2 separate regions of the Homo sapiens genome follow, and region 1 is linked to region 2. Evidence: read pairs that join two places in POLR2A ChIA-PET (ENCODE). Cell type or tissue: MCF 10A. All regions are shown on one strand. Links, peaks and the distances in the headings refer to the core of each region. The heading gives the core; the rest is flanking DNA. Region 1 has its middle 32 kb from the start of PNRC1-DT. Region 2 has its middle 18 kb from the start of RNGTT.

Region 1 (12,514 bases), core at 2,704-10,703, 67 kb after region 2:
AGGAGAGGAAGAACAGGGTGGAGTGCTGGAAACCAAATAGAATAAAAAAAGGTTTTAAGAAACAGGAAGTGATCAATTGTGTCAAATGCTGCTGACAGGTGGAGTAAGATAGGACTGAAAATTGATAATAGGATTTGGCAATGGAGAAGTCACTGAAAAAGTGGTTTTGGTGGTGTGGTCGGCGGGGCAGAAAGACTGATCATAGTGGGTTAAAATGGATCTGATAGATTTGGGATCATGTAGTACTAATTATTGGCCTTGGGCAAATCGTTTAACCTCTCTGCCTTTTTGTTTTCTCATCTGTCAGAAGGGACTTATAACTGTAATCATCCAATGGGTTCTTCCTATCCACTGCACAGATAAAATCAGTTCATAGTGTTGAACCAATGGATGCTGAAGTGGCAAGATCACTTGAGGCCAAGACTTTGAGATCAGCCTGGGCAATATTGTGAGACCCTGGCTCTGCAAAACATAAAAAATTCAGCCAGGTGTGTTGGCTCATGTGTAATCCTAGCTACTTCAGAGGCTGAAGTGGGAGGACTGCTTGAGCCCAGGAGTTTGAGGCTGCAGTGAGCTACGATCACACCAGTGCACTCCAGCCTGGGTGACAGAGTTAGACCCTGTCTCAAAAAAAAAAAAAAAAAAAAAAAAGAGCCTATATAAGACAAGCACTTTGCATATTTGATCTTATTTAATTTTGTCTCATCCAAATGTAAACACACTAGAGCGTTGTTACTTTTTTTTTTTTTTTGAGGCAGGATCTCACTCTGTCACCTAGGCTAGAGTTCTATGGCTCACTGCAGCCTCGAATACCCAGCTAAGGCAATCCTCCCACCTCAGCCTCTTGAGTAGCTGAGACTACAGGCACACCATGCCTGGATAATTTTTTAATATTTTTGTAGCGATGGGGGTCTCTCTATGTTGCCCAGACTGGTCTCAAACTCCTGTGTTCAAGCAATCCTCCTGCCTCGGCCTCCCAAAGTGCAAGGATTACAGGCATGAGCCATCGTGTCCAGCCTACTTTTTCTTTAAAAAGACAAAACAGCTGGGCATGGTGGCTCATGCCTGTAATCCCAGCACTTTGGGAGGTGGGTGGATCACCTGAGGTCGGGAGTTCAAGACCAGCCTGACCAACATGGAGAAACCCCATCTCTACTAAAAATACAAAATTAGCCAGGTGTGCTGGCACATCCCTGTAATCCCAGCTATTCGGGAGGCTAAGGCAGGAGAATCCCGGGAGGCAGAGGTTGTGGTGAGCTGACATTGCGCTATTACACTCTAGCCTGGGCAACAAGAGCAAAACTCCATCTCAAAAAAAAAAAAAAAAAAAAAAAGACAAAACTCAATATGAAAAGATCAAATAGAAGTAATAAAGGAAGTATCTAATTTTTTTCTTTTCTTTCCTTTTTTTTTTTTTTTTTTTGAGACAGAGTCTTGCTCGGTCACTCAGGCTGGAGTGAAGTGGCACAATCTCGGCTCACTGCAACCTCCACCTCCCAGATTCAAGCAATTCTCCCTGCCTCACCCTCCAGAGAAGCTGGGATTAAAGGTGCCCACTACTAGGCCCCACTAATTTTTGCATTTTTAGTAGAGATGGAGTTTCACCATGTTGGCCAGGCTGGTCTCAAACTCCTGACCTCAAGTGATCCACCCGCCTTGGCCTCCCAAAGTGCTGGGATTCCAGGCATGAGCCACCACGCCCGGCTTCATTTTTCTTTTTGATCCTGAATATTTCACGTTCTTTTTTTTTTTTTTTTTTTTTTTTTGAGATAGGATTTCACTAGTTGCTCAGGCTGGTCTTGAATTTCTGGCCTCAGGTAATTCTCCTGCCTCAGCCTCCTGAACAAAAAAAAACACAAACAAGCCAGGGTTTCCTTCAAAGACATATTCACCAATGTAGCTATGTCTGCCTTCCACCTGGTATTAATCTGCACACCTTGTGTACTTGTTTCTGTATTCCTGCAGGTGTTCGCTTGGTGACTGTAACACTATTTTCCTGTAAAAGTCCTTGAGGGCTGTCTTATTCCTCAGTCCTCAGGCCTTCTCCGCCCACCCTGCTTCTTCTGAGAGGGAGTGGTCCGCCAGCCTGAAGCTGACCTATTTTTCAAAACCACCCTTTTCCTTAGGGTGGTTTTTCCTTAGAGGCTATGCTGTGATTTATTTTTAAAGAACAGCCTTCTCTTGCACAGACCTGGGAGGTAAGCTACTCCAAATTACGAAGAAGGCTTCCACCAACAAGACAGATCTAAGAACCATTGTTTTAGGTCTGCATGCTTTTGAGCACAAAGAGTAAACCTTCCTGCAGCTTCGGAATATCTCTCTTCCTCTTTCAAAGCCCTTTCACAGCTTGGACTTGCTTCCTTTTTAGAGCCACCCTCTCAGATAAGGGTGGTTTTAGAAGTAGGAAGCCAGATTTGGGCGCAGGACAGAATGCTCTGAGCTCAGCCTGGCACGGTTGCACAGTGTGGTGGGAAGCAGACTGGCCTGGCTGGGCGCAGTGGCTCAGCCTGTAATCCCAGTACTTTGGGAGACCCAGGAGGGCAGATCACTTGAGGTCAGGAGTTCAAGACCAGCCTGGCCAACATGGTGAAACACTGTTTCTACTAAAAATTCAAAAATTAGCCAGGTGTGATGGCTCATGCCTGTAATCCCAGCTACTCGGGAGGCTGAGGCAGGAGAATCACTTGACCCAGGAGGCAGAGGTTGCAGTGAGCTAAGATCACACCATTGCACTCCAGCCTGAGTGACAGAGCAAGACTCTATCTCAAAAAAAAAAAAAAAAGGTGGGGGAAGTGTATTGGCCTCTAATCCCAGCTCCAGCAATTACGGCTTCTTCCTAGGCTTTTGTGTCCCTGTGTGAGAAACATGGACCAGAAGTGCCATCAAGTTCTCGCTGTCCCTGTTCTTCAAATGAGGACGTGAAGCCATGGAGATGGAAAAGTATGATGGTGGGTTCCTCTGAGGCTGTGTCAGAGGAGACAAGAGTGGATACTGAGGATGATTCATTAATCTTTCTTGGCAAAGAAAATTTTATGTGATGACTAGAAATTTGTTTACTCATACACAAATTCCTACCGAAACAGTCGAGAGGAGAGAAATAGCACATTGGTACAAATGTTTTTTCTTTCTGTAAGTCAAATAATCAACATTTCAGACATTTCTTAGAAAGTCTAGTAAATAGATTTATTTTCTTTTTTTTCTTTTTTTTTTTTTTTGACAGAATCTCACTCTGTCACCCAGGCTGGAGTGCACAGTGGTGCGATCTCAGCTCACTGCAACCTCTGTCTCCCAGGTTCAAGCGATTCTCCTGCCTCAGCCTCCTGAGTAGCTGGGATTACAGGCGCCTGCCACCACGCCCGGCTAATTTTTGTATTTTTGGTAGAGACAGGGTTTTGCCACATTGGCCAGGCTGGTTTCGAACTCCTGACCTCAAGTGATCAGCCCACCTTGGCGTCCCAAAGTGCTGGGATTACAGGCATGAGCCACCATGCCCGGCCAGATTTCTTGAAAGTTGTTTTAAAAGTGGTTATATTTCTTAGGCCTAGGATTAAGGGGTAGTTTTTATTGTTTAGTCTTTTTATGTCTGCTCTGCATCTTTCACCAATAATTAATAGAGAATCAATAAGTATTAGTTCTTTAATCAGGTTTTTTTAAACGAAATAAATGGCTTTAATTGTTCAAAAAGAAGGCAACAGAGGGAAAGAAACTTAAAAACTAATAATGGTGAAAACCGGCATTAGGCTGGGCACGGCAGCTCATGCCTGTAGTCTCAGCTATTCGAGAGGCTGAGGTGGGAGGATCACTAAAGCCCAGGAGGTCGAGGCTGTAGTCAGCCGTGATCATGCCACTGCACTCCAACCTGGGCTACAGAGCAAGACCCTGTCTCAAAAAAAAAAAAAAAAAAAGAGAAAGAAAAAAATTATTTTAATTTTTTCATAAATTTTTTAAAAATAGAAACAGGGTCTCAGTATGTTGCCCAGGCTGGTCTTGAATTCCTGGTCTCAAGCGATCCACCCACCTTGGCCTCCCAAAGTGCTGGCATTACAGCCACCATGCTTGGCCTGAAAAAAAATTAATAAATAAAAAATAAACTGACATTTACTAAGTTACATTTATTTCCTACTGAGTAGTACTGACTCATTGATTCCCCTCTCAACTCTGGAAAAGAAGCTGTTTATTATCCCCATTTTATATATAAGAAAAAGCAGAGAAAAGTTCAATGCTTCTGCCGAGGTCACAGAGCTAATAAATGCAGTCACTGGGGCTTCAACTAGACGGTGAAGTTCGGGGCCCCTGCTATTTATTATTGTGCTCTATTTTCTCCTAGATGATCTAAAAGTTAAGCATACTTGGTTTGGAAAACATGTAATCTTAGAGAACAGATTTATCATGCAAACTACATTTAAGTTAGTACTACCCGAACTTACATTAATAGAAGGCTGAAGGAGAGTAGTTTGAAACTGTTGTAGGTTTGGGATTTAAATTTTGCTAAGGATAAACCAGAGTAGATAAATCAACTCTGTGCTAGGGTTAATCGTATAGCCAACATTGGTTTATGTCAACAATTAGATTGCTTTGTATGGTACCTCAAAAAAAGTTGAAAGGTGATTAGAATTGCTCAGGAAAAGGCTGGAAAGATTACAAACTGCCAATCAGCTTCAAAAAATGAATTTAAAAATAAAAGCACAATCTATCCATGGAACAGGATTCCATCAGCACAGAAAACGATCAGGGAAAAACGGAGTATGTGCACACACTCTCCCCCACCCCCAAGAAAAGCTTCACTGACACCATCTCATTTTGTGTAAACAACACAGTTCCTGTCCTACCCTCATTGAGGAACCTCAGCTACTTTAGGGCTTTTAAATGTTGGTCTTTGTCCTCTCATCCTCTACTTCCTCACTTTTCAATCAGTTCTCCTCCTATGGCTGGATCCATTTAGCTGCTTATCACATTTCAGGAAACTGAAATAATCATAAAAGTGATTTCATGACCCAGAACTGAGGACAGACCTCACCCCTCACGCTCAATAAATATTTGCTGGATGGATGAATAATTGCTACAGCCGTGGTTCTTCTAGACAAGGAATTTCACCTTATATCCCAGGGTAGGAAAAGACACAAGACTGCAAGATGCAAGAAAGATTGCCTCCACTAAATAAAACAGGTTCTGGGCTGGGCCAGGTGGCTCACGCCTGTAATCGTTAATACTTTGGGAGGTTGAGGTGGGCAGATCGCTGGAGCTCAGGAGTTCAAGACCAGCCTGGGCAACAAGGCGAGACCCCATCTCCACAAAAAATAAAAAAATTAGCTGGGTGTGGTGGCATGTACCTGTAGTCCCAGCTACCTAAGAGGCTGAAGTGAGAGGATCGCTTGAGCCTGGGAGTTCGAGGCTGCAGTGAGTTGTGATCCCACCACTGCACTCCAGCCTAAGTGATAGAGCGAGACTGTCTCAAAAAAACCAAACAGGTTCTGATGGGGAGTGGGAGTGGGGAAGCTTGGGGTTTGGCAAGAACTGGCTATACTTTGCAACAAGTCAAATCTGGGTTCAAAACCTGGCTCTGCTCCTAGAGTATGACTTCACTTTATTTTCTCTACCTTGAGTCTCAATTTCTCCATTTAAAACGCCTTTTAGGGATGCTGTGAGTTTGGGTATGATGGGAGAGGCATTCATCCAGTTTCCTCCTTGATCCTTATCTTCATTCCCACTCCAAGAAGGAGCCCCTAATCTGATGAGTCATTCCAGGGACACTGATTGGGCCACATGAGAGGGGTTGTCTTTCTTCATCTTCTCGGAAGGCCAGAATTTTCTGGCACCCTCAGAAAAAGACCCGCCCTTTATTTCCCTCTCTAGCCCTGTCTTCTTTCTTGAATGCAGGCTGCATGTGATCAGTGACCAGTTCTTCACTCTTCTGCTTTTCCCTTCCAGGTAGCCTAAGTGGCAAAGAGGATGGGAACTGTTTCCTTCAGGAGAAAAAGACCTGCATCCTGTTTTCATTGCCTCCTGGGGTCTTCTTTTCAGTCTCCTTTCTCCCATGTGGTCATCTGGGTGGTAACACTTGGGTTTAGATTGAATGGGAAGGAAGAGTCTAATAGAGCCATTTTTGCCTGAGTTCCCTGCCTCAAGGCTTCAGATACAGTCCAGCAGCAGTAAAACGTTAATGCAGCCAGATTGAAATTTTATCACACTACATCTCAGACATGCAAATAAAATGTTTGAAATGGAACTTAAAATTACCAATAAAAGTATCTCATTCTTCGGACTTAAGTTCTCATTCCAGCCAATAACTCCCCATTAGAGCTGTTTCTCTCCCTTTGTCTTTTCATCCTTTAAGATGGTGTTTGAAGGGTGGTGCTTAAGTGACTTCATGGTGGCTCATAGCCCATGCTTTTCTCCTCTGGATGGTTGCCAACCTGTGCTGCAAAGATGCTGCTGTGCTCTTGTCCCTGAGCTGCCAATCCTAAGATCTGCTCTCCTTGCTCTCTTCCTTACCCCACCTCCATGGCTGGAACTTGTCTTACATCATATCTGCCTCCTTACCAAGATGAAATTTGTAAACACCACTTCCCAGGAGGGCTACTAGCAGAATGGCTATTGGGGAATAATTTATGGAAGAAAGAAAGAAAATACAGGCATATACACACAAACTCACGCATACATACAGTTCTTGTCACATTACTTTGATTTCTTTTTCTTTTTTTCCTAAATTTTTTGTAGACAGGGTCTCACTCTGTTGCCCAGGATAGTGTTATACTCCTGGCCCCAAGCAATCCTCCCATCTCAGCCTCCCAAAGTGCTGAGAATACAGGCATGAGCCACCAAACCGGACCCCATTATACTCTTTTATCGTCTCTCAGTATACCCCAGTAGGATGTTCAGGGATTTTCTGTTTTGTAAGCCCAGTGTTTGGAAGAGTGTATGGCACAGAGTACGTGCTCAATAAATATTTGTTGAATGCATGAATGGTGGGTCATATCTGCTGTGTATGGATTTATCCAGTTCAATTCTCAGGGGCAATCTTATTTCCCTTATCCCCAGGTGCTTGCAGAACAGCACGCAGAAGCTTATGTACTGCCCACAACAATCACCAACTTGGACGTGGTAGTTGAAGCAATGAGTCTTATGAGGTCCCTCAAGATGAGCGGGAAGAACAAAGTGGGGCCAAGAGTAGCTTAGAGTAGCAGTTCTCAAACTTTCAATCTCAGAACCCCCTTACAACTTTTAGAAATTGTTGGGGACTCCAAGGCATTTTCTTTACATGGGTTATGTCAATATTTATTGTATTAAAATTAAAACAAAAATTTTAATTTTTTGCAAATCTCTTGACAGAAGGGAGCTGGATTCTCATACCTACATCTGCATTCAATCTATTGAGATGTGTTTTGGTTGAAATCTGACCTTATACAGATAGGTGATTGGAAAAGGGAGGACCTCAGAGATCCCAGGGTTTCTCTGACCACGTTCTGAAACTGCTGTCCTAGAGCAATAGTTGCTGCAACAATGACAACAATCTTCTCTGCAACACAGCCCTCAGCCCTCCGGGAACCCCAGATTCTAATATTGGCACAGAATCCCAGCCTCCAGCCTCTTTGCTTAGAATTGCACAATTTTCCAGTAATGTATGAAACAGCTGGCAGCCTTGCGCAGGAAAACTGGATAGAGGTGAGTCCCTGAGGGAGTATGTTTGTCCTGGGTAAAAGCAAGTGGACTAGACATCCTAGAAAAGGATTGACACTTGAAATCCTAGCATTTTGGGAGACCAAGAAGGGAGGATTGCTTGAGCCCAGGAGTTTGAGACCAGCCTGGGCAACATAGCAACACCCTGTTTCTAAAAACAAACAAACCAAAACCCCAAGAAAGTGGGGTGTTGAGGAAAAGAAAACACATCATGCATTCTCAGGAAGGAGAGACAACAGCTTAAGAAGCTCAGGTACATTAATGAACAAACATGTCTCAGTGCCCAGGCTGAAGAAGAAACAATGAAGCTCAGCCTGCTGGGTGTGTGTGGAAGGAGCTGGCTCTCAGAAGGGGAAAAGTTGGTGACATAATTATATATCTACCTCTGTAACTTCCTGAGTCTAGCTGGCAGAGCCACAGCTTTGCCCACATTCGTTGGGGAACTGGTGGAAATATAGCAGACTCTTACCAGGTACAGCTGTAAGATGAGTAAATCCTCAGTATGTTGGAGTGGCCTTGTAACCATGGGTAGAAAGGCCTTAGGTAACACCTTCTGGTTTGTAAGCCCTTCCAGCCGTGGGCCAGCACCTTTACTACAGCCACGGGCCAAGGACACCTTTACTGTGTATTTTGCTTACCTGCTTTACAGAGAAAAGATACAGTCGGTCAGCTGTCAGTAGCCCTAGCCAGGCCCCAAATACCACTCACCTTCCTTCCATGACAAGTAGTCCAGCTCTGCGCTGAAAAAATGAGTGTATGTGACTGCTGCTGCAACCTGCAAGAGTCACATTTTAGTAAGCGGATAACAAGTCCAACCTTTGTGCTTAGAATTTTCCAAAGCTTTTTCTAAGAAATAAACTATCTCTATTGCACTTCATCCTATACTAACTTCTGATACCTTTTGCATTAATGCCTACATTGCTATTTAGGAGGCCTAAACATGATCCTTGTTTAACACAACAATTCCCAAGTCTAATACAGTGTTTAGCACATAGAAGGCACTTAAGTTTTTAGTGAAAGCAAGTTAAATAAATGAATTCTGATGATCTCTCTCTTTTTTTTGAGACAGAGTCTGACTCTGTTGCCCAGGCTGGAGTGCAGTGGCACAATCTCTACTCACTGCAACCTCTGCTTCCTGGGTTCAAGCGATTCTCGTGCCTCAGCCTCCCAAGTAGCTGGGATTACAGATGTGGGCCACTTCACCTGGCTAATTTTGTATTTTTAGAAGAGACAGATGTATTAGTCCATTTTCATACTGCTATAAAGAACTGCCCAAGATTGGGTAATTTAGGGAAAGAAAGAGGTTTAATTGACTCACAGTTCCTCATGGCTGAGGAGGCCTCAGGGAACTTACAATTACGGCAGAAGGCTAATGGGAAGCAAGACACCTTCTTCATGGGGTGGCAGGAGGGAGAAGTGCCAGGTGAAGGGGGGAAGAACCCCTTAAAACCCATCAGATCTCGTGAGAACTCACTATCACAATAACAGGATGAGGGAAACCACCTATGATTCAATTACCTTCAACTGGCCTCTCCCTTGACACGTGGGGATTACAACTAAAGATGAGATTTGGGTGGAAACACAAAGCCTAACCATATAATGGGTTTTCACCATGTTGGCCAGGCTGGTCTCAAACTCCTGACCTCAAGTGATCCGCCGGCCTCAGCCTCCCAAAGTGCTAGGATTTTAGGCGTGAGCCACCATGCCCAGCCTGATGGTCTTATTTAATGTGAACCAAAAGCATGTGCTTTTCATACATTATCCCATTTAATTACATTGTTCATGGAAAGCTGGCCTCCTCAAGAAGGTATAAGTTCTTTGAAAGCAGGAAAATTACAATATATTTGAGGCTTATTAAAGGCTTTACACACATCCTATACCCACCTATCTTATGGCAGTGCCCCTCAAATCCTTCTCAAAGATACTTTTTTCTTCTTCTTTTATAGTACTAAAAGCTATATTTATTTATCATTTTGCTACAGGGCAAGACGTGCTTATTTTGGTAAGTCCCACTAATGGTTTTAGAGTGGAGAAAGTTATTTATTTATGGTCTAATGTATTGTTTCCTCTTATTCAGAAACAGTCCCAGCTAAAATGGTTTACTTAAATATGTATTATGTAATCAAATAGGACTACATATTAAAGTACATAATAGGCCAGGCTCGGTGGCTCACGCCTGTAATCCCAACACTTTGGGGGGCCCAGGCAGGAAGATTGCTCGAGGCCAGGAGTTCAAGACCAGCCTGGGCCAACCATGGCCCAACCTCATCTCTACTAAAAATACAAAAATTAGCCAGGTGTGGTGGTGCAGGCCTGTAGTCCCAGCTATTCAGGAGGCTGAGGCACAAGGATCGCTTGAACCTGGGAGGTGGAGGTTGCAGTGAGTTGAGATCGTGCCACTGCACTCCAGCCTGGGCAACAAAGCAAGACTCTGTCTCAAAAAACAAATTAAAAATTATATAAAAACAAAAATAAAACATATGATGAACATGCCAGGTCCCCTGTATCATTTATAATCAAAGAAGCTCTGTTTTTGTCTGTTTAAAATTCAAAAGCTTCCACAAATTTTTACTTAAATCTGTACAGCAGTGCCCTGGGAAGGAAGATGTGATATTTCAATAAAAAACTTTACAGACATTAAAGAGATGAATTAATTAACGGAGAGGCTAGATAGAGGAATTTCCCACTTGGAAAGAATATTTCTGTGTCTAAGAATTCACTTTACTCTGAGCTCAACTGGTAAATTTAAAAAGCACTGAGTTGAGGTCGGGCATGGTGGCTCACGCCTGTAATCCCAGCACTTTGCGGGGCCCAGGCAGGAAGATTGCTTGAGGCCAGGAATTCGAGACTAGCCTGGCCAACATGGTGAAACCCCATCTCTACTAAAAATACAAAAATTAGCCAGGTGTGGTGGTGCATGCCTGTAATCCCAGCTTCTTGGAAGTCTGAGGCACGAGAATCGCTTGAATCTGGGAGGCGGAGGTTGCAGTGAGCCAAGATGGTGCCACTGCTCTCCAGCCTGGGTGACAAAGCGAGACTCTGTCTCAAAAAATAAAAAAAAGCACTGAGTTTTTGTTTTTTAATATAACAGCTTTACTGAGATATTTTTCTTTTTTCTTTTTTTTTTCTTTTTGAGACAGAGTCTTGCTCTTGTTGCCATCTTTGTCACTCTTTGAGATGGAGTGCAGCAACATCTTGGCTCACTGCAACCTTCACCTCCCAGGTTCAAGTGATTCTCCTGCCTCAGCCTCCCTAGTAGCTGGGATTACAGGCACTTGCCACCATGCCTGGCTAATTTTTTTGTGTTTTTAGTAGAGACGGGGTTTCACCATATTGGCCAAGCTGATCTTGAACTCCTGACCTCAGGTGATCCACCCGCCTCGGCCTCCCAAAGTGCTGGGATTACAGGTGTGAGCCACCACACCCAGCTGATATATTTTACATAGCATAAAATTTACCCTTTTAAAGTTTACAATTCAGTGGATTCTGGTATATTCACAGAATTGTGTAATCATCACCACTATCTTATTTTTAGAAACTTGTTTTCAACCCAAAAGAAACTCCATACTTATTTGCAGTCACTCCCCATTGTCTCCCTTCCCCCAGCCCTTGGAAGCCACTAATTTACTTTATGTCTTTATGGTTTTTCTCCTTTCTGGACAGTTCATATAAATAGAATCCATGCAAAATTGGCCTTTTGTGTCTAGCTTCTTTCACTGAGCACAATGTTCCCATGATTCATCCATGTTGCTGCATGTATCAGTATTTCATTCCTTTTAATGGCCAAATAATATTTCGTGTTATGGATATATCTCATCTCGTTTATCCTTTCATTAGTTGATGGACATTTGGATTGTTTCCACTTTTTGGCTATTATGAATAATGCTGATATAAACATTTGTGTACACGTTTGTGTGTGCACATATGTTTACAATGATCATGGCTATATACCAAGGAGTAGAATTGCTGAGTCGTAAATAACTCTGTTCAACATTTTGAGGAATTGACAAACTATTTCCAAAACAATTGCATCATTTTACAATCCCACCAACAGGTGTAAGGATTCTAATTTTGCCATATCTTCACCAACACCTATTATTTTCTGTCTTTTTAAATTCTAACCAGACCAGTGGATGTGAAGTGGTATCTCATTTCAGCTTTTGATTTGCATTTCACTAATAACTACAGTAACAATGTTGAATATCTTTTCATGTGCTTATCTGCCATTTATATATCTTCCTTGGAGAAATGTTCATTCAAATCCTTTGCCTTTTTAAAAATTGGTTTGTCTTTTTATTATTAAGTTGTAAGAGTTCTTTATATATTCTAGATACAAGCCCTTATCAGATATATGATTAGCAAATAATTTCTCCCATTTTGTGTGCTTTTGTTTTTTTTTTTAGACAGAGTCTCGCTCTGTTACCCAAGCTGGAGTGTGGTAGTGTGATCTTGGCTCGCTGCAACCTCTGCCTCCTGGGTTCAAGTGATTCTCATGCTTTAGCCTCCTGAGTAGCTGGGACTAGAGGCGCACGCCACCACCCCCGGCTAATTTTTGTATTTTTAGTAGAGACGGGGTTTCACCCTGTTGGCCAGGCTGGTCTCAAACTCCTAAGCTCAAATGATCCACCCACCTCGGCCTCCCAAAATGCTGGGATTATAGACGCGAGCCACAGCACTCAGCCCCTGCGTGCTGGGTTCTATCCATCCATCCTTCCTTCCTTCCTTTCTTTCTCTCTTTTTTTTTTTTTTTGAGATAGAGTCTCACTCTGTTGCCCAGGCTAGAGTGCAGTGGCACGATCTCAGCTCACTGCAACCTCTGCCTCCTGGGTTCAAGCGA
Region 2 (12,514 bases), core at 2,270-10,269:
GAACTGTGAAAGTTGTCAGAATCAAAATGGAGTCACTTCTGTTTTTTAAAAACCACCGCCACCAAAAACAAAAACAAATCCTGACAAATAGAGCCAGGTAAAGGGTATGAAAAGAGGGCCCTCATGTGTGTGTGCCTGATAACAGAAGCCATCACAAAAGACTGCAAAAACCACAACCTTGCACAAAGGCCATCACAACCTTATGCAAAAAATACTTATGCAGGCCTGGCATGGTGGCTCACCCCTGTAACCCAGCACTTTGGGAGGCTGAGGCAGGCAGATCACATGAGGCCAGTAGTTTGAGACCAGCCTGGCCAACATGATGAAACCCCATCTCTACTAAAAATACAAAAATTAGCAGAGCATGGTGGTGCACACCTGTAATCCCAGCTACTCGGGAGGCAGAGGCAGGAGAATTGCTTGAAACCAGAAGGTGGAGGTTGGAGTGAGCCGAGATCACACCACTGCACTCCAGCCTGGGCAACAGAGGGAGACATCTTTCCAGTAATGCCTATCCAGCCTCAATCACCCCTGTTATTGAACTCTGTACGCAAGGATAATTATTTCAAAACAACTATGTAATCTTTCTCATTTTTTCCTTTAAACACCTTTGTCTTGCTTTACCTCCCTGAACATGCACATAGTTTACTATGGTACACAAAATCCCAATGCAGTGCTCTATTCCCAAATAAACATCATTTTCTTTTAGAGAGTCTCTGTTTGTTATTTAGTTTGAAAGAATCATGAAGTTTTGTAGAAAGGCAGAGACTGAGATAGATGCTTTAAAAATTACCGTCCATATCCTTCCCTTTCTTTCAACACTGCTAGGGACTGCAAAGAAGGAAATATGAGCAAAGTTAACTTCACCCCTGAGGAGAGCAAAGTCACCTGGTGACCACTGAACAGGCCCCAGAGACAAAAACTGCTTAACTGAGGCATTTAGAAGGGAGCAAAGACCACCTGGTGACTATCAAACAGGCCATCTGAGGCCTGTCAAACACTCTATCTGGGGAAATTAAAAGTAATTAGACTTCCCTAGTATCTAAAGCAAGCATCTGGTTCCAGATTTCTTTTCCCAAGAAAATTTATAAGTAACTAGAATCTATTCTAGACATCTCCAGAATGTCATGCTGAAACTTACTGCGCCACCCTTGCTGACATTAAGGCACCAAAATGTCTACAAATGTAATTATTTATCATGACCTGCATAGCTAATGTAGTCCAAATTACCCTTAAGCTCCCGCCTTAAGTTCCATAAATGCTCCTAAGGAAAAATCTACCATGGCATGCTCAGTCCTCTCACTGAGGCACCTGCTGCACTCTTCTGCAGCTTGCTTTCTTTCTAATAAAACTTTCCTTTTTCAAAACTATAATGTTGTCAGTAAATTTTTTTTTTCTTTTTTTTTTTTGAGACACAGTCTCACTGTCGCCCAGGCTAGAGTGCAGTGGCATGATCTCGGCTCACTGCAGCCTCTTCCTCCTGGGTTCAAGCAATTCTCCTATCTCAGCCTCCCCAGTAGGTGGATTATAGGCATGCACCACCACGCCCAGCTAATTTTTCTAATTTTAGTAGAGACGGGGGTTTTGCCATATTGGCCAGGCTGGTCTCGAACTCCTAATCTCAAGTGATCACCTGCCTCGGCCTCCAAAGGTAAATTCTTTTTACCAACCCATGCTGATCCTGATACTGGGGCTCTGACACCTTGCCTGGCACACCCTGCCTTCCCTCTGCCAACACAACAACTCTGAACCAGCAGAGTTCCTCCTGAACAAGGAGTTTATTTTATGTTGTTATGGTTATTTTTATTAACATAGATCAAATAGAGAACCCAAAAGTAGACCCCAAAATATTTGGGAATTACATTCCAAATTAGTGGAGAAAGAAGAGTTGATTATTCCATACATGTTATTACAACATCTGGCTTGCCATTTAGGTTTAAAAGGAAGCTGGATTTCGCCGGGCATGGTGGCTCACGCCTGTAATCCCAGCACTTTGGGAGGCTGAGGCGGGTGGATCACCTGAGGTTGGGAGTTCGAGATCAGCCTGACCAACACGGAGAAACCCTATCTCTACTTAAAATACAAAAAATTAGCCAGGCGTGGTGGCACATGCCTGTAATCCCAGCTATTCAGGAGGCTGAGGCAGGAGAATCACTTGAACCTGGGAGGCGGAGGTTGTGGTGAGCCGAGATCGCGACACTGCACTCCAGCCTAAGCAAAAGAGCGAAACTCCATCTCAAAAAAAAAAAAAGAAACTGGATTTCTATTTGACTCCTCATCCCCAAACAAATTACAGATGAATTAAAGATCTAAACCTAAAATAAATAAAACTTTACATTCTAGGATAAAATATGGGCACTTCATATATATAAATATATATATATAGTTTATTTCAATAGCTTTTGGAGTTCAGGTGGCTTTTGGTTACATGCACGAATTGTTCAGTGGTGAAGTCTGAGATTTTAGTGTACCCATCACCTGAATGGTGTACATTGTACCCGATATGTAGTTTTTCATCCCTCGCTGCCCTCCCACCGTCCCCCCTTCTGAGTCTCCAATGCCCATTATACCACACTGTATGCATTTGTGTCCCCACAGATTAGCTCCCACTTATAAGTGAGAATATACAGTATTTAGTTTTCCATTCCTGAGTTACTTCACTTAGAATAATTGCCTCCACTGGGCGTGGTACCTCACGCCTCTAATCCCAGCACTTTGGGAGGCCGAGGTGGGCGGATCACTTGGGCCCAGGAGTTTCAGACCAGCCTGGGCAACATGACGAAACTCCATCTCTATTTTAAAAAATGAAAAAGAAATTTTAAATAAGTAATAAAAAATAAAATTTAAAAAAAAATGGCCTCCAGTTCCATTCAAGTAGTTGCAAAAGGTATTATTTTGTTTTTGTTTATGGCTGAGTAGTATTCCATGGTGTATATATATATTTCTTTTATCTACTCATCACCTGGTGGGCACTTAGGTTAGTGACACATCTTTGAAATTGTGAATTGTGCTACAGTAAACATATGCATGCAGGTGTCTTTTTGATATAATGACTTCTTTTCCTTTGGGTAGATATCCAGTAGTGTAATTGCTGGATCGAATGGTAGGTATACTTTTAGTTCTCTGAGAAATCTCCATATTCCATACTTGAGAAATTTTTCATAGAGATTATGCTAATTTACATTCCCACCTGCAGTGTATAATTGTTCCCTTTTCACCACATTCACACCAACATATATTGTTTTTTGACTTTTTAATAATGGCCATTCTGGCTGGGTAAGGTGGCAGATATCTCATTGTGGTTTTAATATGCATTTACCTGATGATTAGTGATGTTGAGCATTTTTTCATATATTTGTTGGCCATTTGTATCTCTTCTTCTGAGAAGTGTCTATTCATGTAATTTGCCCACCCCGTCTTCTTTTTGAGACAAAGTCTCGCTCTGTCACCTGGCTGGAGTGCAGTGGCACAATCATAGCTCACTGTAACCTTGAACTCCTGAGCTCAAGCAATCCTCCTGCCTCAGCCTCCTGAGTAGCTGGGACTACAGGCATAAGACACCACGTTGGCTAATTTTTTCTTTTTTGTAGAGAGAGGGTCTCACTATGTTGACCAGGCTGGACTCAAACTCCTGGGCTCAAGCAATTCTCCTGCCTCAGCCTCTCTAAGTGCTGGGATTACAGATGTGAGCCACTGAACCCAGCCATTTGCCCACTTTTTAATGGGATTATTTGTTTTTATTTTTGTTTTCTTGCTGATTTGTTTGAGTTCCTTATAGATGCTGGATATTAGTCCTTTGTCAGATGCATTGTTTGCAAACATTTTTTCCCATTCTGTGGGTTGTCTGTTTATTCTGATGTTTATTTACTTTGCTGTGCAGAAACATTTTAAATTCAATTAGATCCCATTTATTTTTGTTTTTATTACATTTGCTTTGGGGTCTTAGTCATAAATTCTTAGCCTAGGCCAATGTCCAGAAGAGTTTTTTCCTAGATTTTCTTCTAGAATTTTTATGGTTACAGGTCTTAGATTTAAGTCTTTAATCCAATCCATCTTGAGTTGATTTTATATAGGGTGAGAGACAGGGATCCAGTTTCATTCTTCTTCATGTAGCTATCCAGCTTTCCCAGCACCATTTATTGAATAGGGTGTCCTTTCCCCAATATATGTTTTTGTACGCTTTGTCAAAGATCAGTTGGTTGTATTTGGCTTTATTTCTGGGATCTCTATTCTGTTTCATTGGTCTGTGTATCTACTTTATACCAGTACTGTGCTATTTTGGTTACTGTAGTCTTACAGTATAATTTGAAGTCAGGTAATGTGATGCCTCCAGATTTGTTCTTTTTGCTTAGGGTTGCTTTGGCTATTTGGGCTCTTTTTTGATTCCATATGAATTTTAGGATTGTTTTTTCGAATTCTGTGAAAAATCATGTTGATTTTTTGATAGGAGTTACATTGAATCTATAGATTGCTTTGGGCAGAATGGTCTTTTTCACAATATTGATTCTTTCAATCCATGAGCATGGGATGTATTTCCATTTGTTTGTGTCATCTATTATTTCTTTCAGGAATGTTTTGTAGTTCTTGTAGAGATCTTTCACCTCCTTGGTTAAGTATATTCCTATTTTATTATTACTTTTTTGCAGCTATTATAAAAGGGATTGAGTTTTTTATTTGATTCTCAGCTTGGTCCTTGTTGGTGTATAACAGTGCTACTGATTAGTGTACATTGATTTTGTAACCTGAGGCTCTACTGAATCAATTTCCTATCTAAAAGTCTTTTGGAGGAGTCATTAGAGTTTTCTGTATCATTGGCAAACAGAGATAGTTCAGCTTTCGCTTTTCCAATTTGGATGCCCTTTATTTCTTTGTCTTGCCTGATTGCTCTGGCTAGGACTTTCAGTACTATGTTGAATAGAAGTGATGAAAGTGAGCATTCTTATCTTGTTCCAGTTCTTAGAGGGGATGTTTTCAACTTTTCCTCATTCAGTATAATGTTGGCTCTGGGTTTTCCACATATGGCTTTTATATTTTTTTAATTTATTTAATTACTTATTTATTGTTGTAGAGACAGGGTCTCAGTTTGTTGCCCAGGCTGGTCTGGAACTCCTGGCTTCAAGCAATCCTTCTGCCTTCAAGCAATCCTTCTGCCTTGGCCTCCCAAAATGCTGGAATTACAAGTGTGAGCCACTGTGCCCAGGCTTTTATTATTTTCGAGGTAGGTTCCTTCTATGCCTAATTTGTTGAGAGTTTGTATTATAAAGTAATGCCTGATTTTAATGCTTTTTCTGCATCTATTGAGATGATCATATTGTTTTTGTTTTTAATTCTGTTTATGTGGTGCATTACATTTATTGACTTCCATATGTTGAACAATCTCTGCATCCCTGGGATGAAACCCCTTGATCGTGGTTAATTACCTCTTTGATGTGTTGTCGGATTCGGTTTGCTAGTATGTTGTTGAGGTGCCAAGGAATTTAAATTTTTCCATAGCATGCTTTCAAATCTTGTTAACTCAGAGTCTGCAGGCATTCCCTCACTGATCAGTGACTTCTAAAGGCCCAAATTCATGTCTGCACATCAACTCATTAACAAGGTCTCAATATGAAATAACTCCAGTTCCAGGGCTGCAAAGTACAGCCAACACTGAACAGGTTCCTAATGTAGAGATCTGATTCTCCAGCCACAAACCTGTGTGCAAAAACATTGCATCTCTTTATTTTATTTTATTTTATTTTATTTTATTTTATTTTATTTTATTTTATTTTATTTTTTTTCAGACAGAGTCTTGCTCTGTCGCCAGGCTGGAGTGCAGTGGCATGATCTCGGCTCACTGCAACCTCCGCCTCCTGGGTTCAAGCAATTCTCCTGCCTCAGCCTCCCAAGTAGCTGGGACTACAGGCACGTGGCACCACGCCCAGCTAATTTTTGTATTTTTAGTAGAGACAGGGTTTCACCATGTTGGCCAGGATGGGCATCTCTTTATTTTCTATAAATCAACTTAATCTTGATTCTGAGTCCCCTTCTTGCTAAACAGGGAGGAAATTTCAGTTCTGGCATTTTTTTTTAATTTTTTGAGACAGAGTCTTACTCTGTTGCCCAGGTTGGAGTACAGTGGCACGATCTTGGCTCACTGCGACCTTTGCCTCCCAGGTTCAAGGAATTCTCATGCCTCAGCCTCCTGAGTGGCTGGGATTACAGATTACACCCAGCTAATTTTTGTATTTTTAGTAGAGATGGGGTTTTGCCATGTTGGCCAGGCTGGACTCAAACTCCTGACCTCAGGTGATCCTCCCACCTCAGCCTCCCAAAGTGCTGGGATTACAGATGTGAGCCACCACGCCCAGCCCTCAGTTCTGGCATCCTTGGGGCTTCCTGCCCTACCCTATCCCTAGAGTTATATATTGGTTCTGAGGGCTCAGACAACACATTTCCAAGAAGCAGGTAAAGGGAAAGGTTGCCTATTATCACTGACCATCCGGTCATATAGCTTGCGCTGATCCTTTTTGTGGCTCCCTCAGGTCCAGAAGCTCTCTTCTGCTTCTCAACCAACCACACTGTGGGAAAAGGCAAGTTTTGTAGGACTGGAAACCCTGTTGCTCAAGCCTTCTCTTTCTAGATACACCTATAATCATTCTTCTCCAAGGCTCTGCAAAGGAGCGGGGCCTGGAATCCCAAACTCTAGGGTAATGTCCAATACATTGCTTCACTAAGCAGACAATCCCAAAGGAAGCATTAAATTAGTACATGTGGCTGGATAATGTTTTGATAAATTAATTTTTTTAGAGCTTGATGACAGAATGGACATACCAAATAAGGGAAAAATCAAAGATGACTCCAATCTTTCTGTTCTAAATAGGAAGTCCTCTAACTTTCTGATCATCTCCAGGAACTCTAAGCCTGTTATTTTATGCAAAACAAAAAAATCAAAAATGTGTATATGGGATCATTTCCCCTGAATAGTGAGAAGTTGAATGTATTTTTGTTTAAACATAAAACTAGAATTCTCCATAATTTTACAGCTGAAAACTGAGCCATATATATGGTCACTAGGTGGAGCTAAAAACCAGATAATCCAAACTCTCATTGCTTTGGTAACCAAGAAAGTGGGTCAGTGAGTCAGGTTCTTCTATTACACATGTGTGTGCCTATTCCAAATGTTGGGTTTGGCCCCGCTTCACCAAACTCATAATAATAGAGGTCAGCCTAACCTACCACGTAATTAAATAACAGTGACTAGCAGGGTACCTCTGCCTATCCAGCTTTTATATAAGTTTCTTTACTGGAAAATACTAAAGATTGAAAGGAAAACAACTGCTTTCTGAACGCTACTGTCAAGGCACAAAGGTTTTCAGAGATAATAACTCTGTTTCTGTGTGCAATACAAATTTAATTAAAAAATTAATTCTACTGTTTGAATTATGTGGAACACTATCTTTTCACTTGATAATACAATTTTGTGTGTGTATTGTGCCTTACATATATACATATATATATACACACACACATATGTATATTTTGAGACCAAGTCTCACTCTCTCACCCAGGCTGGAGTGCAGTGGCATGATCTCTGCTCACTGCAACCTCTGCCTCCTGGGGGTTCAAGCGATTTTCATGCCTCCCTAGTAGCTGGGACTACAGGTGCCTGCCACCACGCCTGGCTAATTTTTGTGTTTTTAGTAGAGACAGGGTTTCACCATGTTAGCCAGGCTGGTCTTGAGCTCCTGACCTCAAGTGATCTGCCCACCTCGGCCTCCCAAAGCTCTGGGATTACAGGCATGAGCCACCACACCCGGCCTAATCCTCACAGTTGTATGAGGTAGACATTGCTATCATCTCCATTTTATAGATGAGGAAACCAGCTCAGCGATAGGTTCAATAACTTGCCCCAAGCCTCCCAACCAGTAAGCCAAAGAACCAGGCTGCGAGAGGGTGTGCAATGCTGGAACTTGCCAGCAGAGGCAGGAAATCTTTGTTCTAATCCAAACTGGGATTTAAGTGTGTCAGACCTTAAGGGGGAAAAAAATCACCCTTCAAGTCTTGAGTTTTCATTTGAAAAATGAATAGTTGGTCCCTATGGTGGTGCACTTTAAACTTAAATGCAGTCAATCACCTGGATTGCATTGAAATGCAGATTCTAATTAAATAGGTCTGGCATGAACCCAAGATACTGCATTTCTAATAAGCTCTGGGGCCATGACGATGCTGTTGTTTGGAGGACCACGCCGAGAACCCTTCCTCTTATGGGAGGCTAATAACTAACTTCTGCAAAGGAAAAATATCTCCCCAAACTAAGAAAAGGGCAAACCATATATCTGCATCGATGTCTGCAATTTGAGATATTCACTGACAGCTATCTATTTGAAAGCAGAACTTTGTTGCTTGGTACAGATCTGTATTTGACATCATTCTATGCTTCTAAATTAATTGGAGTCTATCAGATCCTTTGGGAGAATGAAGCTTTGTTATTCCAGTCATCAGCCACCAGTATATCCTTATCATTTGTGTTTTAGGCCAGTTGTTTTTTATTCTTGATTGATAGCACACTTGGCATCTCAGGCAGAATCACCCCACATTTCCTATGTAGCATCTGATATGAAGCTGATGCTTTAAGTCTTTGCAACATGAAACCATCATTTTTACCTAATTACAGGCATCCTGTTTCCCAGGCAAATAACCTCTCTCTATACTGGATCACTCTTACTTCTTTGCAGATATCACTTGCTTGCTAGGGAGTTATTAAGTAAATGATAGCATGTGCTGAAGATCAATTTGTTTGAGAAATTTGCATTTACTCTATGTAGTACTTTACAATTTACAGAAGCATTTTCACCTATGTTAACTCATTTCATCTTTAAAAATGTAGTGAATTGGATAGGGAAGATATTATCTTTCTTATTGCAGATGAAAAGACCAGAAAGTTGTGACATACAGGAACACAACCAGTGTCTCCTGACTTTAAGTTTCAAGCACTTCTTACTGCACCACATTGCTTTCCTACTCATGGTTCAATGAGCGTATCATTTTGTGAGCAAAGAGCATGCCTAAGTTGTACATTAAAAATAGGGTGGCTAGGCGTGGTGCCTCATGCCTGTAATCCCAGCACTTTGGGAGGCCAAGGTGGGTAGATTGGCTGAGTCCAGGAGTCACAGACCCGCCTGGGCAACATGGCGAAACGCATCTCTACAAAAAAATACAAAAATTAGCTGGGCATGGTGGCGCACACCAAGATCACGCCACTGTACTCCAGCCTGGGTGACAGAGTGAGAACCTGTCTCAAAAAGAAAAGCCAGGTTGAGGGAAGAAGGAAGTGGAACGAGCTTGGGATCACCTTAGAAAAAACAAGGAAATAAGAGTAATAAATCAAGGCAAATTAATGGCCAGGGAAAATCTTAAGTTTCTGGTGACATATTTCAATACTCCAGGTTTTGGTTCTATAGAATCATAATCTCAAATATCATTGACTCACTTCTAGAATGGATATCTTAAATTGGGCCCTAGTTTTAGGCTCATATAAAGCACATTCAAGTCTAGTCCATTCAATCTATTCAAACATCTACTAAACTTTCTCTGTGTGAGGAATTTCAGGAGATACAAAGATTAAGGCACATTCTTGAACCATAAAAAGCCTATTATTAGTAGGGAGGGCTTACTTTAATTATTCATGTATTGGTTCACTTAAAAATATAGTTTAGCACCTTGCTATGTGCCAAACACTATCCTAGGTAGACAAGAACAACAATGAACAAGACAAGGGCCCTGACCTCAAGGACTTTACTTGGCCAGTATAGAATACGGGAAAAATAGTGGGGCCGCTGCCCAAGTTACCAAAGAATCACAGTGAAGGGTATCTATCCCAATCCTGAAGAGTCAAAACACAGTTCCCAGGAGGAAGGGACATTTAAGCTGGGCCAAGTTAGGGTAGGGGAAGGGCCATAAATGCAAAGGCCTAGGGGCTATGGTGAGCTGGTAAATGTTTAATAACTCTCTAGAGAGAAGCAAGAATGCCCTAATTTGTAGATTTTGCCAGTTTCCTTGATTTACTCCCACCATGACCTCACTGAACATGCAATTGGGAAGAGACATGCACCATACGCTCTCACACTCCCACACAAATCAACTCTAGAACACCACTGCTTACAGATAAAAGTATGGTACTTCTGGGCAATGTCAAGCCCATCTATAGAATGGGAACTGTGTGTGTGTGTGTGTTTGGGGCAGTGAGCAGGGGAGGGAGTGGAGGTAGAAAAGGGAATGGTGGGAGGGAAGGCTAGGGAGGGAGGGAACATGCCCACATGCCACTTTAAAGAGTTTGGACTTTATCTGGGGCTGTGCAACTTCATCAAGTAAACATGAGTCACTGAGGTAAATATGGAGTCATTGAATGGTTTTAAGGAAGGGGGTGACCTTGTTGAGAGTGATACCTATTGTTTACAGCAATAGCCTATTTTTCCCTTCTAGAGAAAGAGGATTTTGTCTGTTTTCATCCCAGCCATATCTCCAGTCCTTAGAACACAGCCTGCCATAACGTGACCTCTCCACAAGAAACAAGAGACTGCTTCCAGTGCTCTGGAGTATGAATGAGAAGTCATGAAGTCAACCTAGAGAGTGGAGACAGTGAGTGAGATAATATCTATAGCAAAGGGAGCAAGGAACTAAAGCAGCCACTGTCAGCTAACTTGAAGTCAAAGGGTTGATTCAGGGATTTTTTAATATAAAAGAAATGTGGCCAGGCATGGTGTCTCATGCCTGTAATCTCAGCACTTTGGGAGGCTGAGGCAGGAGGACTGCTTGAGCTCAAGAGTTCTAGACCAGCCTGAGCAACATGGCGAGACCCTGTCTCTATTAAAAAACAAAAATAAATAAATAAAAGAAATAAGTCAGGTGCAGTGGCTCACACCTGTAATCCCAGGACTTTGGGAAGCCAAAGCGGGTGGATCACCTGAGGTTGGGAGCTCACGACCAGCCTGACCAACATGGAGAAACCCCATCTCTACTAAAAATACAAAATTAGCCAGGCATGGTGGCGCATGCCTGTAATCCCAGCTACTCGGGAGGCTGAGGCAGGAGAATCGCCTGAACCCAGGAGGCGGAGGTTGTGGTGAGCCGAGATCATGCTATTGCACTCCAGCCTGGGCAACAAGAGCGAAACTCCATCTCAAAAAAAAAAAAAAAGAAAAGAAATAAATATAAAAGAAATTTGATTACATTTAAGTGACTATGACAAAAAGCCAGTGGAGAAAAGAGGGAATAACTGATTAAACAAACTTTACTAATGCTTTAAAAATAATATTAAATGCATTTAAATAACTATATACCACACAATTTAATTAAAAAATAAATAGAAATTTAAACTACAATTTAATTAATATAAACAAATTTAATAAGATTAAGCACATTTTATTAAGGCTAAAAAGCCATGGAATTGCTTTGAGAGCAAGATCTTTGTCTGTTTTACTCACTGCTATATCCCCGGTACCTAGAACAATACCTGGAACATAGCAGATGCTCAACAAATATTTGCTGATTGAATGAATGTATGACTGGATAAAAGTAACCATTCATTGGGCACTTACTTTGTGCCAGGATCAAATGATTTTCATGCATATTATCCTCAATTCTCACAACAGCCTTAGGAGGTAAACGATTATTTTCATTTACTAATGAGGAAAGAGAACTTTAGTGAGATTTAGAAACTTGCTCATAATCACACAGCTACTGAGTGACAGACATGGAACTTATTCCAGGTCAATCTAAATCAAAGCTATGCTTTTAAGAGCAACTGTGATTTTAAGTGTCTGGATTTTTTTTTTTTTTTTTCTGAGACAGGGTCTTGCCTGTCGCCCAGGCTGGAGCGCCGTGGCTCATTCACAGCTCACTGCAGCCTCTACCTCCTGGGCTTAAGTGATCCTCCCACCTCAGCTTCCCCAGTAGCTGGGACTACAGGTGCATGCCAATGCACCCAGCTAGCTTTTTAAATTTTTTGTAGAGACAAGGTCTCACTATGTTTCCCAGGCTGGCCTCAAACTCCTGAGCTCAAGCCATCCTCCCATCTGGGCCTCCCAAAGTGCTAGGAGTACAGACAAGAGCCACCACACCTGGCCCTAGCGTTCAAATAGTTAAATATCTGAAGCAAAAACTGAAAATATTTGAGAAAGGAAAAGGAAAACTTTTGGTTCCTTGTGTCACCAGAATACATAGAATAGAGGAGCTAATTATAGAAAGAATAGCATAGCAGTTAAGCGTGTAGCCTGTGGAGCCACATGCCTGGGTTCAAATCCTAGCTCTAATGCTCACTAGCTGTGCAACTTCATCAAGTTACTTAACCTTTCTGTGCACTGGTTCCCTCCCCTATAAAATGGAGATAATGATAGCACCTACTTCATGGGATGGTTAGGAGAACTAAATGAGTTTATACATGTAAAGCACATGGAAAAAAAACCATTTTGTGTTTGCTGTGATTGTTATAGCCTATTTTTCCCTTCTAGAGAAAGAGGATTTTGTCTGTTTTCAT

The links. Peaks named below come from ENCODE experiments on the same cell type or tissue, not always from the same donor. Only the 100,000 strongest peaks of a DNase experiment are listed, where the experiment ranks them.
Region 1: POLR2A ChIA-PET joins it to region 2 with 10 read pairs; 2 of 35 experiments call an interaction of 5 or more read pairs at or near these places.

What each region holds. Positions count from the first base shown.
Region 1 is chr6:89,042,778-89,055,291 of GRCh38, forward strand. No RefSeq gene overlaps it. Among named protein-coding and RNA genes, the nearest start is that of PNRC1-DT, 32 kb to the right of the region's middle. RefSeq lists a silencer at 1-120. In MCF 10A, for the core only: no CTCF peak of the experiment used is centred there; DNase peaks (open chromatin) are centred at 6,444 and 7,594.
Region 2 is chr6:88,975,793-88,988,306 of GRCh38, forward strand. No RefSeq gene overlaps it. Among named protein-coding and RNA genes, the nearest start is that of RNGTT, 18 kb to the left of the region's middle. In MCF 10A, for the core only: CTCF peaks have their summits at 7,061 (motif pointing right) and 7,953 (motif pointing right); a DNase peak (open chromatin) is centred at 7,129.